Regions from separate parts of the Homo sapiens genome. Here all the other regions are linked to region 2. Evidence: chromatin contacts called from ENCODE Hi-C data. All regions are on one chromosome and are shown on one strand. Each heading gives the region's core, a stretch centred on a gene start or an enhancer-like site at or near the end of the contact. The rest is flanking DNA. Distances are from core to core; before and after follow the strand shown.

Region 1 (4,634 bases), core at 108-2,607, 6.4 Mb after region 2:
GAGGAAGGCCCCCTCAGTCCGCCTCCGCGGCCTCTCGCCCCCTCCCCCCGCACGTTCCAAAGCACCCGCACTCCGGGGTGGGGGCGAGTGAGGTGGGGAAGCGCGCCCCGCAGACCAGCGGGAGCCCGGCCGCTCACTCCCTCCGACCCTTGCCCGGCTGCAGTCCCGGGCCGGGGCCGCAGGGTCTGCGGCACGGGGCGGGCCAGCGCCTGAACAAATGCTTGCTGCTTAAAATGGCTGATTCCCCTCAGCGGCAGCTGCAGCCGCTGGGTCTGCAGCGGGGGCTGACAAGCGGCCCCCACCCCCACTCTGGGGACCCCAGAGAAGTACTCGCCCACCGCGGGGCCACGGAGGGCCGCCAACCCGGTCTCCAGTCCTCCCAGTCCCGCTCGGCAGACCCTCGGTGCGCTCGGGGAGACTGTCACGGGAGAAAGGGAAGGTGGCACTCCCCCGGACAGGCTCCCCGCCACCGGCTCCCGAGGCCGGCAGCCCCGCGGCTCCTACCTTGATATTTGTTGTCCAGCTCTCGCAGCACAGACACGTTCCTCTGCATGTCGTGGGGCAGCGACTCCACGCACTCAAGGTAGTCCTGCACGTAGCAGGTGAGCAGCCGGCTCCGCTCCCCGGTCAGGAGCGCGGCCGACGAGTACAGTTGCTGCTGCTGCTGCCCTAACATCCTGCCGATCCGCGCCGTCGCCGCCGCCTCCGCATCCAGCAGCCGCACATGCACCGGCCGCGGCCGCCGCGGGCCCTCAGCTCAGCAGCCCGGCGCCGCGGGGACCCCGCAGCCGCTCGAGAGGGCACGGCCGCGCTCCCCGATCTCCACTCCCCCCAGAGCAGCCCTCACTCCCCGCCCCCGCAGCACCAGCCCAGGGGCGGGGCGAAACCGGGGCTCCCTCCTTTCTCCCCTCCCGCTCCAGGACCGGAGCAGTGGGGATCCCCTCGGCGGGGCCGGCGCCGGGGTCCCGGGCGCTGACACTTCCTGTCCCCCTCGGAGTCCCCAGATGCTACGAGTGCCGTCTCGCAGCCCGGATCCCCATGACAAGCCCGTCGCCGCCCGCCTGTCCCCAGTCACCCTCCGTGCCTCACGGAGAGCCTCCCGCTAGCCTGCCCCCGCCCCTCCGCCCGCGGCCGCCTCTGCGCCTGCGCAGCGCTCCCTGCGAATAAGGCCGGGGCCCGCCCCTACCGCCTACCGGAGGGTTCGCATTCTCCCGCCTTCGCTCCGCCGCCCGGGCGATTGGTCTGCCGGCTCTGGGCTAGCGGGGGAGGGTGTGGGGGGCGGCCAAACGGCAGGCCGCGCCCCGCCCCCCTTAAAGGGGAAGCCCGGGGAGCCAGTCTCTGCGCCTCGCGTCTGAATGGGACCCGGGAGGGGAGGCGGCTCGGTCCTTCGTGCCGTCCTCCCCGCTGGGAGGGGCAGCTCCAGCTCCGCTCGGCTCGCTCCGCCCGGCCACACCGGCTTTTTCCCCATCAGGCGGTCCGAGTGCGGCTCCTCGCGAGCCTGCAAAGGAGCAGCAGGCGGTTCCTTTTCGGACGACCTGGAGCGAGGCCTGCGGGACTGCGCGCCCCGGCGGGCGGCGTGCGGCTCCCGGCATGCGCGGCGGCTGCGTTCCCGCCGCCTCCGAGCTCGCCTGGGGCTGCCGCCCGCCTCCTGCCGGGCCCTCGGGCTCGCCCGGCACCGCGGGGCTTGATCAGGGAGGTAGGCGGTGCTCCCTCCGGCCCCCGGCGTCGTGTGCCCTGCGGGTTTCGTGGCCCTTCCCCTACGCTGGAATCTTCTGTGTCATTTAGGGGGAGGGGATGCGGGACGGCATCTGTTTGACAACGCATTGGTCCCACAGACAGCCTTTAAAAACAACTGCTTTTGGGGGGTGTCAGAACATTTAAGCACAGGACGTCGGTGAGGCTTCCTGGCGGAGTGGGGCACACGCCAGCTTTACGGGACTTTTTGCTCAGTCCTGCCCCAGGACTGCAATCGGAGGGGACCTGGGGCATGGAGGAGACGCGAGTGAAAACCTAGTCAGCGGGCGGGCCCTCGGCCCCATAATCTACGTGATCTCCTAGTGGGGTTTAATTTCGGTGTAGTGTAAATGAGATGTCAGGCAGAGGAGCTGATTTTAATTACAGATGGACATTTTTGAAAGAAATGGGTGCAAATAGAATGAATGCATGGATAATTTTAATGGAATGCCTATGTAAACAAGGCCAATTGTGAGTACTACCTTTGAGTTAAAATGTGAGTGAGTGGTGACAAATTTGGATCTTCTTAGATCCAGTTTGCAGCGTTGGTACACCTGAATGGTGACCTATTTAGAGCACTTTTGAAACAGCTGTTAATAGTAACTAGCCTTTGACTTGCAAAGAGAAATCTAGATCTTTATCTAGAGGAAATTTTAAATTTCAAACCAAAATAAAGCACTCCAGGCAATTTGACATCTTGGGACGTCAACTATTTCAAAGGACTGGGAAATTGTCTTGGGTTATTATCCTAGGACACTGAGGTTTGGGCCAGTATTAAGCAACCCAGACAGTACAGTGGATAGTATTTCTGAGAACATTCTGGGATTTTACTGTTCGTGAAATCTTTCGGCCGGGTCTTGTCAAAAAACCGCCACTGTGAAGAACTGAATTTTACTGGTTTTTACTTGAACCCTGCTATTTTTGTTTTCTCACAAGTTTGAATAAGCTGGTCTTTATCAAAGGCGCAAAATAATGTGGGGTGCCTTGTTACAGGTCAGACACCGAATGTACCTATGGATTTTATTCAGTCTGATAAGTGATCTGCAAGTAGATAAGAAATGTGTTTAGAAACTAGAAGGGGAAAAAGGCAAAGATGCAGAATACCTAGAGTACTCCAGAAACAGAGCAAGATGAGAGGAGGGATGAGCATGGGATAGGAGACATTTATAGCATTATTGTCACCTTTTATAATTCTGTTGAACAGGCTGGTAAAAAAGCAAAAACAATCCAAAGAATATTTTAGCTGGTACTGATCTAAAACTGTAAAACACTGTAATATGATAATATATGTATATGTATGAATTATTTTAGGCATGCTTTTCTTGCTATATTTATTTTAAGAGATTAATCTACGGCTTATTCTTGCCACCCCCAAAAAAAATCGCCACAAACCCTAAACCCAACTCTTGACCTTGGTTATTGAGCGCTGTCCTTCCCTTCTGAGTGGTCACTTAACTGGAAATATGGGGCCTCTTCAGATTGAATTTCTTGTCTTCTAAATGCAAAATTTAAAATCTCCCGTTCTCAGCAACTAGAAATTAATTTATGGTATTTAATCCTGTGAATAAAGCAAAAAGGCATTTTATTTGCTCTACAGTGTATTATCTACCATAAAGCAACCCTAAAAAAAAGATAAGTAACTGATCTCCCCAAATTAGTCTGGGATTACCTTGAATTTCTAAGTCTGACTTTAAGAGGTCCCTGGCAGGAAATGTGTACGCCTCCGTACCTGTCTCTTGGGGAGAGCAACAACTTCAAACTGGTTGAAAACAAACTGGCAAGTAATGGTGAAAGATTCCTAAAGATGCCTGCTGAGAAAATTCAGCTTCTGTTTGAGTCAGATCAAATAAATGAAATCCTTTTCTTTTTTCTACTTTTTAATATTTTTAAACTTTTATGGAAATTTTCAAAGGCAAAAGTAATACTACAATAAATCCTTATATACCGTCTACCCAGCTTCAACATTTAGCAACATATGGCTAAGATTATTTAATCTATAGCCCTTCACATTCCCTCACTCTTGCTGGATTTTTATCATTTTATCTGTAAATACTTTAAATATGAATAATATGAATAGGTAAAATATAATAGTTGTTTTTTGTTTGTTTGTTTTTGAGACTGAGACTTGCTTTTGTCGCCCAGGCTGGAGTGCAATGGGGCGATCTTGGCTCTTTGCAACCTCCGCCTCCCAGGTTCAAGCGATTCTCCTGCTTCAGCCTCCCAAGTAGCTGAGATTACAGGTATGTGTCACCATGCCCAGCTAATTTTTGTATTTTTAGTAGAGAGGGGGTTTCACCATGTTGGTTAAAGCTGGTGTGGAACTCCTGACCTCCAGAGATCCGCCCGCCTTGGCCTGCCAAAGTGCTGGGATTACAGACGTGAGCCACCATGCCTGGCCAAGATAACAGTTTTTTAAGCATATCCGTAATACCATGTATTCTGCCTCCCCAAATTTTCTTACTATCATTTAATAACTACACAATTCAAATTTTCCTATTGTCTCAGTAAATCTTTCACATTTGGTTTAACAGGATCCAGCAAATCCCATGCATTTTATTTGGTTACTGAGGTCTTTTCCAAACCAGTAAGAGGCAGTTAATTCCCTGTTTAATTCAGTGAAGCAGAGAGCAATGTTTTTCTGAGGAAGATATTTAAGTAGTTTAAAATCACTGCTTTAAATATGGAGAAATTCAAGAAGAAATCCTCATATGAAAAGTCACCAATTGATAGCGTGTTGTAAGAAATGTAATTGTACCTGATGCAAATAAATAAATCCTTAGTAATCTAGGAGGCTGTGTTAGAGTGTAATTTGTTCTAGAAGGTCCAGTGAAGCATCTTAAATTATAGTGAAAAACCCTAAAACTTTAAATCAATTCATTAGTACAAAAAGCAACTAAAGA
Region 2 (4,391 bases), core at 697-3,196:
TACTTACATAAGAATATTCACACTAGCATTAGTCACAATAGCCAAAAAGGGGAAACAACCCAAATGTTCATCAGTTGATGAATGGATGAACAAAATGATACATCCATACAATGGAATACTATGCAGCCATAAAAAGGAACAGGCGCTACAACAATGATGAACCTCAATAATGTTATAAGTGAAAGGAGCCAGATACAAAAGGCCACATGTTGCATGATTTCTTAGGAAATATTCAGAATAGGCGATTTCACATAGAGAGCGGATTAGTGGTTGCCAAGGACTAGGAGAGGGGGAGGATGGGATGTGACTGCTTTAATGGGTAGGGGGAGATTTCCTTCTGAGATGATGAAAATGCTGAGCAACTAGACAGTGGTGAACCTCTTGAATATATACTAAAAACCCCTGACTGTACAAAAGGGTGAATTTTATAATTATGAATTATATCTCAATAAAAAAATAAAAAACCAAGAGTGATTTGAAAAAAAGTTAATGTGCAAAGTGCCTACAACAATTTCTTGGCACATTGACAGTGCTATATGAGCATTAATTATGATTATTACGATGATCTTAAGACACCCGTGTCTGCATTTTCATTATAAAGTTTTCAGAAGATAACTCTCCTCTCCTCCCAGGAAATTCACAGAGTAAAAATCTCACATTCATTCAGGATAAACCTGCCATTTATTCTGGCATCTTCATGAGGCCAGACTCCTCGAGAGGGTTCTCAAGGCCAGTGGCTTCAACTCACTCCTTGATACTTTCTATCTCGCCTAAAAATATCAAAACCTCTGTTTATCACGGAGACCAGGAGGAAATACTCGACATTTGTATGTACCTCGGGCAAATCTGCCAGTTAAAAAAGAAGCGGGGATATGAGTGCACAGGTATTTTTTCCTAAAAAGCTAATAAATTACCATTACGACCTCCTCCTCACATTTGGCTCAATTTATTTTCTGCATATATGTTCTCTCATTTAATCCTCACAGTCTTCTAAAAGTATAAAAAACGTCTGAAAGTATAAATGTGTAAACGGAGGTTCAGATATTTGATCTCTTAATGAGTAAATGGAAGTTCAGACATATTAACCAATTTGCCACAAATTACAAAACTAGTAAATGACAAGAGTGCAGGTTCGAGCCCATATCCCTAAAGCCCATATACACCTCAACCACTGTGTGATTCATCCTGGTTTCACTGTACATATTAGATTAGAAAAAATTAATAAGTTTTCTAGAAAGAAAAGAGACAATGGAGAAAATAATAATCCCTAATAAAGGAAATTATCATGAACTACGAGATCAGACTAATGCAGACCCCCCAGGCAGAGGCCTGGAGAGATGCCTCAGGGGACCCAAACTCGTGGGTACGGGGTCACGGGTCACCTGCCCGTCTATCCTGTTTCCAGGGTCGTCCGCGCGGGAGGCTGCCCCTCTCTGCACAGACGCCGGGAACCGCGGCCCGGCCTCCGTCCAGCCCGGACAGGGGCCAGGGCGAAGCCTGGGAGGCCACAAAGCCGGCTCTCCGCGCCACGGCTTCCACCGGAGTTGCGGGGGTGGAGTGCGTCCGAAAAGAACGGAGGAGGCTCCCGCCCAAGCTGCAGGACCCACCTCTTCGTCTTGGTTCCCTTGAGCACGAGCTTGGTAGACTTCACGTAGGAGTACTCGGCCATGGCTCCGGGAAACTTCTGCGCGGAGAGGCTGAGGCCGGTTCTGGACGAGTATGTGAGTCGGGGCAGCACAGGGGCGCGGAGAAACAGAAGCGGACGCGAAATAAACACTCCCTGACAGCCTACGTCTCTGTAGAACCCGCCTCCGTCTTCACCCAAACGCTGAATGGCTCAGAGTTCCACTTCCGGGTTTCTGCCGGGGAGCTACGGCGGCCGCAGAGGGCCAAAAGGCATCCGCGCGCAGCTGCTCCCTGGCGCCCTCTCAAGGAGCCCCTGAGGATTCGCGCCTCCCGGAAGGGAGAAAAGCCCGCCCGAGGCGCGGTGCTGACGGTGGCTGGGCTGCCGGGTGCGCTGTGGAACCGCCTCCTGCTAGAGCAGCGGGCTGGCGACGGTCCTCGCCGGGGCGGGAAGCGGCTCAGGCTGCCCTCGCTGGCCTGCGGCGGCGCGGCTGGAAGCGCGGGCCACTCGTGCGTGGGTCACTCAGGACTGCGCCTCGCGCGACTGTGTGTGCAGGAAACAAGCAGGAAATACCCTAAAAGAGAATGAAGCGCCATGTTGAGGGTCGCGGACGTCGCGAGTGCTGTGGGAATGTGGGCTGAGGTGGAGAGTTATGGTAGCCCGTGTTACAGGCTCAGGGGTCTGAAAGAAGCCTAATCGTGGAGGCGGCATCTGAGGAGGGTCTTGAAGGCTGGGCAGGCATTTGCCCGACAGAGATGGAGGAAGCTAGTCCTGTCTGATGGAGGAAACAGGGCGGAGGCGTGGAGGGAGCCGTGCAGCGCTGGTGTGAGGAGCAGCGAGCAGGCCAGGCCTGTAAAGCAGAGTGAGGGAACCAGGATAGAGAAGGCAAGTCGGGGTCCTGTGGTCGCTGAAGAATTTGAATGAAATCAGTAAACAGGTGAGAGGGATCCATCGCAAGAGCATGGGATGAAAGGAGGAGTAGTCCACGGTGATTCCTCTGCAGCGGTGGGTGTTATTAATCGCGTATGTGACACCAAAACCACCCCACTCAAGCTGTGGCTCTTTCCCTAAAGTAGAAAACCGAGACCAGTTGGGTTCCAAGCATCCACGAAGATCTTATTAAATTCGTGATCCCTGGTGGCACCATGGAGTCAGGATTGGCTCATCTCAAACCTGACTCAGAAACAAAACCGTCACAATGTGCAGAGATGAGCGTCCTTACCGCTATCAACGTATTTTCTGGTGTTTTCACAGTGCTGCGCTTCCTAATCCCCATTCCATGGCAATCCACATGCCATGATGCCCGGAGTCATTAACAAAGGAGACACACAGGGGCTCCTCACGTTGGCTTTCCAGGGTTTTGATGAAAATCTGTTTCCTCGTCTCATACAATGTGGTTAGTAATAGTATCATTTAGGGTTGAAGAATTAAATGGTACGAGTTATATAGGGTGCTTATTATAACCTACATGGAAAATGCCTAGGATATGTTAGCTATGCTCATCACCAACATCGTTATATGATGGTAATAATCAGATAGTCAGGAAGCCTGACACCAAGAAAATGGATACATGCTCTGAAGGAATGAATGTGGAGAGATCAGAAGGTCAAGAACAAAGTCGTACAATATGTCTACAGTAAAGGGATAGAGAAAAGAAAGGCTATAAAAGAAGGAATGAAACAGAGTTAAATTATAGAAATCAAAGCTAAGGAGAATTTCCAGAAAGGGTAGTATCATTTAATATCATAGAAGTTTAGGAGCCCAAGATGGAAAAAAGGCCTCTGGGTAACTGACATTGAGGCAGTCTTTGGGGAAGCTCCATTTCCGATAGAGAAGTAGACTGAAAGTCAGCTTGAAGCAGGGACTAGGTGAAGAAGCTGTTGGCTGGTCGCATGGGGAAATAAATAAGGGATGGCATATGCCGTATTTCTGGATTTCTTTCTTTCTTGCCCAGCCTCTATATATGCACAGAGTTTGGCGAAAACTTACAAAAAATAAAAATGAAACCAATTTCGTTTGTAGACCCAAATACAATGCTTTCTGTTAGAATCAAGATAAATTCATGCCTCTCCCTTCTATTCAAACCGTCAGTTTTGAAATTAAACATCAGCTTTTCTTCTTCATTAAAATCATTTTCAGCTCTTCCCATTGATGGTTTGGGGGAGTTGCATAAGCAGTCAGGTCTTGATGAGTAGAGGAGGAGGGAACAAACACTTTCAGCAAAGGCAGAATTCTGAAATTCTGCTCATATTTTTTTCCAGTAACTTTCCTATGTTTGTGAGGTTATTCAGTCATAAAGATCCTAGTGAAATGTTTTTCAAGCTTTACTAATCATAATCACTGTGGACATTTGTTTAAAATGTGTATTCCCAGGCCTCTCACCTGGTGATTCTGATTCAGGAGATCATGGATGGGACTCAGCATACATGTGTTTGACAAGTATCACAAGTGGTTCTTATGGTCAGGCAAATTTGGGAAACTAACCAGGAATTTATGTTTTTATGACTGGCAGCTAGAAAAGATTCCTAGAGTCTTTGCTTTTTGAAAATAAAATATTTCTTTTTTAAAAGGAAAATTGTATGACTAGATACAGCATTTATACATGTGATAAATGTACTATACTGTGTGCTTTTGTCATATTTACAGTTAAAGATGTGTAAGAACACTCTGAGAAAAATTGTATATTAAATGAAAAGAGGGGTAAGTCAGGGTGGGGGAGAAATGAGAAGGGTGTGCTTATTGTTGCTAAAAGTTAGAAAAGCCAGAA
Region 3 (4,724 bases), core at 80-2,579, 6.5 Mb after region 2:
AAAGTGTGGAGTCATTAATTTCTTAAAACAGTGTTGAATAACATCATGAATGTCTAATATTAAAAAAATAACAGCATCAGACAACAGTGGACACTTCAAAATCTAAAGCAGTCAAAGCAAACTATCAAATTCAAAGCCTAAAGACACAGATATATACTTTAGGTTTAACATTCCAACTTTATTACTTATTAATAACATAAAAATTCTGGCTTGTTAAAAAAATTAGTAACAATAATTCCTAATTATATCAAACTTATGCTCTAAACTCCTATGTATGTTCACATCTATGATCTGCTAACCATTGCTACTCGATATCCCTCTTTTCTTCACCTTGGCAACCAGTTCATCTCTTGTTGTATAGGTTGGAGCATCTGTCACTTTGATGCCTTCAGCCATACTAAGTATTTTATCCATAACTTTTTGAGGGTATCTGAAAAAGAAGGAAAAGTCATTTTTAAAAAGTGTTTTTTCTAAGGTCCTACTTGTGCAAAAAACAGGCCACAGGGACTGCATTTCCTGGCTGCAATCAAGAAAGTGAACCAACCGCCAAGAACTGTTTCCTGGAACCCCATAAACAAGTGCCCCAGGGTCTGGGAGGCAGGGCACCTCCTCACTAATCTTAAATCTCGCACCCGTCCCCAAGAGCGTTGTTCCCTAACACAAGCAACCCTACCAGCAGCTGCGCCCACACCACCGGGCACACAGACGTCCGGGAATCATGTCGGCTCCTCGCAGGGACGCCCTTCTCCCCCTTAGAGGGCAGCCGGGCCGGCGGATTCCCGCGCTTCACAACTTCCCCTCCCCGCCGAGGCCGGTCCCGCGGAGGGCGCCGGGCCCCGGTCTGCAGGTGGCACACAAAACGAGGCGTGCTGGTTAGGGACGCTGCCTCACTCACCGGCACCCGAGGAAGACGTGGTTCGCCCAGGCCATGGAAAAGGAGATGAGCTGCTGCAGCTGCCGGTTTCGGGTCCCGCTCTCGGCGTCGGCAGCTTCATCCGTGCTAGCGGAGGCAGCGCCGCCAGCGGGGGCCAGGTCCCCGGCGTTGCGAAGCAAAAAATCCCGGCGGTGGCGCCAGTGTTTGTCAGTCTCGCCGTCGCAGCGCAGCGCCTCCACCCAGGCTGCCACCCGCGGGTTCTGGCTCAGGTACTCCGACACCTCCTGCGCCATGTTGGGCCTGCAGGCCGCGAACACAGCTGCACCGGGAGACAGGCAGGACTAGCGGGGCGAGCGGCCCTGTCACTGCGGCCTGCACCCGCGGCCCTCCAGATAACGCCCCTCCGCAGGCCTAAAGACCAAACAACAGCGCCCAGAGCCGCCGAACCGCCCACTTCCGCCCACCGCCGGCTTCTTCCCTTTTATAACCTCGCCGCCGCCGCGCGCCCTCGCGTTCTTCCGGCGCGAGCCGGCGCTCCCAAGACGCTTTGCGGCGCCGGGGCCGCTGCGACGCTGCGTCCCCGTGAGGCCACGGAGGGCACCCCGGGGGTGAGGTGGGCGGGCGTCGGGCGTCTCCCGCCCCACGAGGGCGGACTGCAAGTCGAGCTGGCCTGGGACGACCGAGTCTCGGCGGAACCCCGGGCGTTCTGTCCTCGCTTTGTGACGCCGCGCGCTCCTGCCGTCCTCCTCCCCCGCCGGGTCAGCTGCGGCGCCGGGAGCAGAGGCGAGAGGGGCAGGGCCCGGGCAAGGGAGGCAGCCGGGCGCGGCGGCCAAAGTCCGCTAGGGGGGCGTCCCGGGGGACCTTGAGCCGCCCGCAGCCGCGGGGCCTGTGGTCTCCGCCCTGAGACGCCTGTGTGTGAGCGGGGCCAAAACAAACAAAAGCCGGCCTCCATGTTAGAGTGTTGGGAGCTGCGTCTCGCGCTGCTTTCAGTGTGCCCGAGCGAAGCGTTCCGAGGCCGTCGGGGTCTCCGCGCCTTCAGGAGGGCGGGAGTGCCAGTCCCCTTACATAGCAGCAGTAGACAGTAAGGTCACACGAGGACCTGGCTCCGTGTTGCCGTGAGGCTTGCAGCCTTCGAAGCTGGCCCTGGCCCCGCAGCGGTAGGGCTTGTTCCCGCAGTTTATTAGGTCTCTAGTTAATCCAGGCATTGCCTTCCTGTTCTGGTCAGTAGGAAAACAACACCCCGACAACGCTCTGTCTCTAGAATTTCCTAAAATCAACAGCTTTACCACCAACCGGCAGATGTCCGGAGGTGGAGTGGAAATGTACCTATTTATCTATAGGGCCCCAAACCTCTCTCCCTGTTAGAGCTGTTTTTTCCTTCTATATATTTTTTTCCACTTTACATTTCCCACAGTTACGTACTCTAACTGCTGGCTGGCTTATTGTTACGTTTCCCATTCCAGGTATACATGCACTGTAAGATAAATACGTTAAATGATATAAATTATGAAATTTTTCTTTCAATAAATGTAGACTTTGATGTAAAAATGCATGAATCAGAATAAGCAAGCAAAAAAAGGTCACTTTAGGTAAGATCAGATAAGGTTAACTGTGTAATTTATGTGCATGCTGGAACAAAATACAGCTATTGTATGAAAACAATATTGCCCATTTTCCTGCCATACCAAAAGAAACTACATAAAAACGGAGGCACAAAGAAATTTTGAAGCTTTGTGATTTTGCTTCTAGTTTGCTGTTCTTTCCTCCTTTTCACAGATAATTGCTGAAAATCTAGAGGGGGTGGACGGATTGCAGAAATCTGGCTATTTAAAAGGTGGAGAAATTACGATTTCTCCTTTCATGAATTCTTTGGCAAGGGGACCATGGCAAGTAAAAGAAGCTATGATCGCATACCTAGATTATATATGTGCATTTTAAATCAAGAATGTTCTCACGGCCAGGTGCAGTGGCTCACGCCTGTAATCCCAGCACCTTGGGAGGCCGAGGCGGACGAATCATGAGGTCAGGAGTTCGAGACCAGCCTGGCCAATGTAGTGAAACCCCATCTCTACTAAAAATACAAAAGTTAGCCAAGTGTGGTGGCACGTGCCTGTAGTCCCAGCTACTCTGTAGGCCGAGGCGGGAGAATCGCTTGAACTCAGGAGGCAGAGGTTGCAGTGAGCCGAGACCAAGCCATTGCACTCCAGCCTGGGTGACAGAGTGAGACTTCATCTCAAAAAATAATAATAATAATGTTCTCACTTTTTTTCTTGTTGCCCTGTAGTCTTCTTCCCACTCATGGGCTTCATTGCCTTGAAAGGAGAACAAGTAGAGCCTGAATTTCAAACAATTTTTTTAATTATAATAAAAGCGATAGAGTCTGAAAGATGGAGTACTTGTGCAAAAACCAGGTGCTTGGAATAAAAGATACATGCATTTTTCTTTTTTGATTCTTAAAAAGTTGACTTTGCATATAAAGATTCAAAGACTATGAACCACAAGTAGCTGGGACTGCAGGCGGGTACCACGACGACAGGCTAATTTTTTATTTTTTTGTAGAAACAAGGTTTCACTGTTGTCCAGGCTGGTTTTGAACTCCTAATATCAAGCAATTCTTCTGCCTCGGCCTCTCAAAGTGCTGGGATTATAGGCATGAGTCGCTGTGCCCGGCCTCATTTTTTTTTAAAGACCCTCCCACCTACAGAGACAAATTCCTCTCTAAGCTGGGGGAGACGTTCTGAGAGAAAAGGTGAGAGGAGAATTTAGGTGATAACTAGGAAAGTCTATGGGAGTAGGGAATAAGATGCAGGGTGGGAAGTGTTGGCTGTTAGAAATTGCTAGGTAGATTTTGGGTCTAAGAGCAGAAGGACTTGGCTCTGCCCGAGTTTCTGAGAGAAGACAGCCCAATCGTGCCCTGAGCCTGTATGCGTTGGCCTTTAGAAATGAACATAGAAAGGGCCTTTTATAGCTTTGATAACCAACTATACAACTCCCTCCTCTGCTCCTAACACACGTGTGTATATATATATACATATGTGTGTGTGTATATATACATAACACACACACACGCATTTACGCACATATATCTCACAGGGCCTAGAGGAGATCCAAAAGGTTCCCAAGAAAGAGTTGAATGGTGAAGTGCCTACCAAGCACCAGGGTCCAAGGTGAATGAGGCTAGGGGTGGTCAGCTTGTCAGCAAAGGGAGATGCAGCTAGTTTTCAGCAAGTCATCAGACCAGTGCCCGTCAGGCCGCATCAATAGGAGAGGACCCTCAACCTCTCCTGAAATGATCAGTGTGCATTGCTTGTGCTGGTAGATCAAGCAGTTATACTCCCAGCAGAGCCCACAGGGAAGAAAGCACAAGACAATGCTAGGATGATAACCAAGCCTCACCCCACCACTGCCCTCACTAGAAATCTACTCAGAGGAGAAAAGGGAGAGAATTCTAATGAATTGAGAAAGATCCACTATCATCCCAAATTGAGTTTCAAACAAGTGACTGAGTTCACAGGATTAAATTTTCTGCTGTAAGTGGAAGCCCATTCACTGAAACTGGTTCTGTAGCATATCTCTCTGAAGACATCCAATAAAAATTCCAGCGGCAAGCTGGCTTTTCTGCAGATGGCTTTCCCATGGAGCAACATGAAGGGATTGCCCCTGTTCCTGGATGTGACTGTGGAAGCAAGAAAGCCTTTGGCAGGAAGGTCTGCATGTGGAGAGGCTTGTGAGGAGCAAATACTCCAGTTATGGCCAAGGTTATGACTTGATGTGAGAAATACTTCATGGTGAGGGGAAATATTTTATGCTAATGATGTGTGAGGACACAAATCTGCCAAATTACAGTGAT
Region 4 (5,010 bases), core at 1,005-3,504, 6.3 Mb after region 2:
ACAAAAAATTAGCCGAGTATGGTGGTGGGCGCCTGTAGTCCCAGCTACTCGGGAGGCTGAGGCAGGAGAATGGCGTGAACCCGGGAGGCGGAGCTTGCAGTGAGCGGAGATCGCGCCACTGCACTCCAGCCTGGGCGACAGAGCGAGGAGACTCCGTCTCAAAAAAAAAAAAAAAAAAAAAAAAAGGTAATCTACACCAGTATACCAGTATATTATGGAGAAGTCTAACACAATCTTTGTGAAAAGTGAGGCACACTTAGGCTAATACCTAATCCCCAAAACATGGAATATTTTCAACTGAAAGGTTAATTTAGGAAAGACTATTAGTCTTCTCATGTTTACATACTGAAAGAACAACAGGTATTCAATAAATGATTTGCAAAGCTTGCCAGAAATGTCTACAACAGATTGTTTTAGAATTGTTTAAATATTTTTAGGACAGGATTAAGTTATGAGGGCAAAGGATTGCATGTTCAGAGAAAGAAACAGTCTAGTTCTGGGTAATGTAGGAATGAAAATTAAAAAGGGGTGACCAGGCTGGGTACAGCGGCTCACGCCTGTAATCCCAGCACTTTGGGAGGCCAAGGCGGGCGATTCACGAGGTCAACGGTTCAAAACCAGCCTGGCCAATAGGGTGAAACCCCGTCTCTACTAAAAATACAAAAATTAGCCGGGCATGGTGATGCGTGCCTATAGTCCCAGCTACTCGGGAGGCTGAGGCAGGAGAATGGCTTGAACCCGGGAGGCGGAGATTTCAGTGAGCCGAGATCGCACCACTGCACTCCAGCCTGGGCAACAGAGCAAGACTCCGTCTCAACAACAACAACAAAAAACAAGTGACCAAAATACAATACGGGCCCCTTTGCTTAATATGAACGAGTCTAGACTAGAGGCCATTTCCTGTAATAACTCCAGAGGCCCAAAAGACATAGCTGTGGTCTTTAAATATGGAGTTGAAATAAGAGGAACTAAAAATGACTGTCATCCAATAGAAATACAAGTCACATAAATAAATTAAAAATTTCTAGCAGTCATATTAAAAAGTAAAACGTGGATGGAATTCATTTTAATATTCAATTTAACGCAGTACAGTATGTCCAAAATATTATCATACTGACAATAATATAAAAGTTATTAATGACATATTTTACCTTTTTTTGTACTGAGTCTTCAAAATCTGGTGTGTATTTCACACTCACAGCACATCTCAATTCAGACTAGCCTATTTCAAATGCCTGATGTAGCTACTGGCTACAGAACTGGACAGCAGAGATCTAAATTATGGGAAATGTGTCCCAAAATTGCTGCACGAAAATTGTATCAGAAAGTCTTGCCACATTCTCCTATGTCACCTGAAATGGTCGTGCTTATTCTGCAGCAAAGGAATTTGAATGAGAACCCCGATAACGCACAGGCGCAGATCGAATGGATTTCAATGACAGGCTGGAAGGAGAAATTTTCAGATATCCAATGGAGCAACCAACGAAACTATACACGAAAGGAGGCGCAGCTATAGAAGGTGAATAATGGATGGGAGATCAAGTAATGCAAGGGAAGTAAACTGGAAACTAGCGTGAAAGATAAGAAAGGTGACCCAATCAAATTGGCAACTAAAAAAACCCCAAAACCTAATGTGGTTACTTTTTTTTTCTTTTAACTAACTGGAAGTTCAGGGTGTTAGGACACAAGGCTGCTAAGAATGGGATTCAGAGATGTTCAACTACAAAACGAACAAAAGAGGAACGACAGTGTGGGGACGAAATGATGTTTCGATGTTAAAGATGAGAAGCAACAATCCAACGTAGGAGAAACACCGTCCCCATGGTCCCAGTATCTGTTCTGGTAGCTCCAGTGAGGAAAGGTAGAGAAATAACCTTGCAGTCCCTAAAGGCAGATATCTTCCTCCTCTTATTCCCCCGTCTTAAACCTGGGAGGCCCTAGAAACGGGTGCGTCTTTCCTCGGGTCTAAAAGAGAAGTGCCAGGATTGCACCCGTCGATGGGATTGCAAAACGCAGGCCCCCAAACCAGCATTGTTAAGAGCTAGCTCTCTTCCTCGGCGGTCCCGCCTGGCCCCGCGGGTCTCCGGGCCCGGACTCACCCAGGCCCCACGCCCCGGGCCCGCTGCAGCTGAGGCCGGTCGCCGCCAGCCGGGAGAAGACGAGGGGAGGCGGGGGGATGTCACAGAACGCCGTGGCCCGTCCCCACCGCCGCAGCCCCACAGCCAGTTCCAACAGGCGAGACTTCCCTGTACCCACCTCCCCCGGCACAGGAAGCACTTTCTGGGCCTGAGTGACCGCGCTCTACACCAATCGCTGTCCCGGAACTTTACGCCGCTCCTCCAAGCGTCAGGGAGACGCTGCACTTCCCAGGCCCCACCAGCCGCGGCTCCGGCTCGTAGCCCACAGCCCACTGCCGGCGGCTGGGCGCTGCCGAGGCTCGGGGCGCGCGCAGTTGGCGTCTGCCAGTGCCAAGACTGTGCCGCCCCCACAGCCGAGGCGCGAAAGGGGGACGCCCGGCCTCTGGGCCGCTGCCTTCGCTTTCTCTTCGTTGTTGCGAACGCCGTCCGCTCAGGAGGCGCCCCGCGACCGGCGCGATGAGTGCCAACGAGGACCAGGAGGTGAGCCCCCCGGCTCAGGGCCCTCTCCCAGCGCGGGCGCGGCGCGCAGCCCCGGGCCCCCGTGAGACCTGGTGCCCGGACAGCCTGCCCGGCACGTGCCCTGTGCCCTCGGAGCCGGCCGGGGTGCCCCGAGTTCACCGGCGTCCCACCCAAGCGCGCGTGAATGGCCAGGAGTCCGCCTCTGCCACTCTTCCCCCCTCATTTTTCATTTTTGCAAATCCGGGAGTCTCCCCTGGTTACTTAATAACAGGGATGAGCGTCCTTGGTGCACGATCCAGTGCTCTTGGCTCTCCTTGAATCCCATGTGTTCAGTGCCTGTTTACTGAGTTAGGCTGATCACCTTTAAATTTTAGTCTGGTCATCTTTAAATCTCTTGGCTAGTAGAGGGCTAATTGAGTTAGTTACATTTCTCATGGAAGAAAATGACACTGGTGGTGCATCTGAGTTTCTGTCCATATTGTTTGGGGAAATCTTTTACCCATCTGTCTGTTTTGAGCATTCATGTACCACCTGAATTTATGGTTTATGCTCAAATATTTCCTTGTGAGATGCCATTTTGACATTGAATCATATAATATTAGAGTTGGGGGGTGGGTGCTACGGGCCATCTGTAGGGGAACCTTCTAACTTTGATAGGTGGGTCGATGATAGCCGCAGGGCTGCACAGTAAGTACGTGGTAGAATCGGGACTAGAAACCAGGTCTTATTGGGTGGTAGATAAGTTCACTGTTAATTTAAAGTATAATGCTTGAAACTTACTACTTTTACATGATAAATGTAATAGAATCTCTGGATTGGAAGTTAACCTTTAAAGGACCCAAAGTCCAACAAGCTAGCTAGTTGATATCTGAATCTCTTCTAAAATATTCTTGCCGGGTGAATTTCTAAGTGAATGCGTTAATAGCTTCTTCTCCCTGCAAAGCAAAGAACATACAGTGTAATGTTTCTCAGAGTTGGACCATAGTCCCCTACCTTAGAACCATTTAGATGGTTGCTAGAAAACAGATGCGTGCACTCCACCCCAGACCTACTGAATCAGAATTTCTGTGGTGGGCCCAGGAATCTCCAGTTTAACAAGAAAATTTCATTCTTCTTTCAGATGACCGATGTTCTGATCTTTGAAGATAGTTTCCTGCCCAGTTTCTCAGACCTTCTCTGAGGAAGTGGTTCCTTTTAGCTTGTCTTCATATATCCATTCTTTGTTAATCTCTTCACTATCCTGGAATCACGTGTTTGTGGACAGATTTTAATTTTTTAAATGTCCTGTTTCAAAATTGTGGCATCTTGCTGTTTTGTCTAGTTAAATTTACTGTCAACTGAAATCTTTTAAGTGCTTTATACAAAGCAATTTGTCTTTCATCTTCAACTTCTACATTTAGGTATCTGAGTATTGATACAAGTTCTACTTACCCTGCTAAATTTCATCATTAGCTTGCTTTTCAAAGACTTTTTGGATTCTTATTCAGCCATCAGCATTATTCACTGTCCCAACAAATTGTCATCCACAAATTTAATAAACTTGCCTCCTATTTTTGTACCTGTCCAAGTCATAAATTAAAATATGGGAAAGGATTAGGGACAGAAGGAGTAGTACTATATCTTGAGTAAGGTTTTTGTTCCAATCTAATCTTAGTTATTCTTGAATCCGGCTTGAATTTCTGTATTTTGTTTTTTTTTGTTTTTTCTGTAAAGGTAGCAAGAGAAACCTGTGGAGCCTGGCTGAAATCTATATAGTCGGTGTTTTATGCCTTTCTTCATTGTGCCAATCAAGTTTCCCTATCTAAGAAGGGTATATCTTGTTTTTCATATACTTACTAGGTCTTAGGGTCTACTCCTTAATGTCCCAGTTCCTCACACACTGTTTCTTCAACAATGTCTTTTTGCTGTTGTTGTTGCTATTTTTGAGACGGAGCCTCGCTCTGTAGCCCAGGCTGGATTGCAGTGGCCCGATCTCGGCTCACTGCAACCTCCGCCTCCTGGGTTCAAGCGATTCTCTTGCCTCAGCCTCCTGAGTAGCTGGGACTACAGGCGCCCATCACCACACCTGGCTAATTTTTGTGTCTTTAGTAGAGATGGGGTTTCACCGTGTTGGCCAGGCTGACCTCGAACTCCTGACCTCAGGTGATCCGCCCGCCTCGGCCTCCCAAAGTGCTGGGATTACAGATGTGAGCCACCGCGCCCAGCCAATAATTTCTATTCTAAAATTTTGACTGTAGATCAAGCCCACTTTCACCATCTTTAGTTTGTAGAATTCATGACATGCATCTTTTTGAAAAACTTAAACGTGTACCCAAGTGCAGTCTTGCTTTACTTCTTTTCTCAGGTATTCATCGGTGATCACAGTGATGAACTTCTCAGTTGTAATACCAAAATGTTCTAAGAACTATGTCCA

Evidence for each region. A loop is a pair of places that touch in the nucleus more often than their neighbours do. Pooled maps may share reads with other maps.
Region 1: a map of naive thymus-derived CD4-positive, alpha-beta T cell shows a loop between it and region 2 (15-fold over the local background). The contact joins the promoter of ING2-DT here to the promoter of FRG1-DT in region 2. A Hi-C loop is called at or near these places in 1 of 168 maps with a recorded cell type or tissue (naive thymus-derived CD4-positive, alpha-beta T cell), 3 of 37 single-sample maps with no recorded cell type and 10 of 50 pooled maps.
Region 3: a map of ascending aorta shows a loop between it and region 2 (14-fold over the local background). The contact joins the promoter of CDKN2AIP here to the promoter of FRG1-DT in region 2. A Hi-C loop is called at or near these places in 2 of 168 maps with a recorded cell type or tissue (ascending aorta and naive thymus-derived CD4-positive, alpha-beta T cell), 1 of 37 single-sample maps with no recorded cell type and 12 of 50 pooled maps.
Region 4: a pooled map shows a loop between it and region 2 (30-fold over the local background). The contact joins the promoter of TRAPPC11 here to the promoter of FRG1-DT in region 2. A Hi-C loop is called at or near these places in 2 of 37 single-sample maps with no recorded cell type and 8 of 50 pooled maps.

Annotation. Positions count from the first base shown.
Region 1 is chr4:183,501,238-183,505,871 of GRCh38, reverse strand. It overlaps ING2-DT (ING2 divergent transcript), which reads left to right and starts at 1,357. Exons shown (of 3, transcript NR_033995.2): 1 at 1,357-1,696. ING2 (inhibitor of growth family member 2) reads right to left here and starts at 814. Exons shown (of 2, transcript NM_001564.4): 1 at 505-814. The coding sequence starts at 676. RefSeq lists silencers at 1-472, 693-1,732.
Region 2 is chr4:189,938,288-189,942,678 of GRCh38, reverse strand. FRG1-DT (FRG1 divergent transcript) reads left to right here and starts at 1,946. Exons shown (of 4, transcript NR_149039.1): 1 at 1,946-3,020. FRG1 (FSHD region gene 1) reads right to left here and starts at 1,807. Exons shown (of 9, transcript NM_004477.3): 1 at 1,608-1,807. The coding sequence starts at 1,669. RefSeq lists an enhancer at 1,002-1,501.
Region 3 is chr4:183,441,241-183,445,964 of GRCh38, reverse strand. It overlaps CDKN2AIP (CDKN2A interacting protein), which reads right to left and starts at 1,329. Exons shown (of 3, transcript NM_017632.4): 1 at 896-1,329; 2 at 300-430. The coding sequence starts at 1,167. RefSeq lists an enhancer at 875-1,024 and a silencer at 1,305-1,854.
Region 4 is chr4:183,656,537-183,661,546 of GRCh38, reverse strand. It overlaps TRAPPC11 (trafficking protein particle complex subunit 11), which reads right to left and starts at 2,254. Exons shown (of 30, transcript NM_021942.6): 1 at 2,100-2,254. RWDD4 (RWD domain containing 4) reads left to right here and starts at 2,362. Exons shown (of 8, transcript NM_152682.4): 1 at 2,362-2,618. The coding sequence starts at 2,595. RefSeq lists silencers at 1,943-2,232, 2,603-2,812, 2,627-2,847 and enhancers at 1,579-2,366, 2,323-2,452, 2,367-3,155.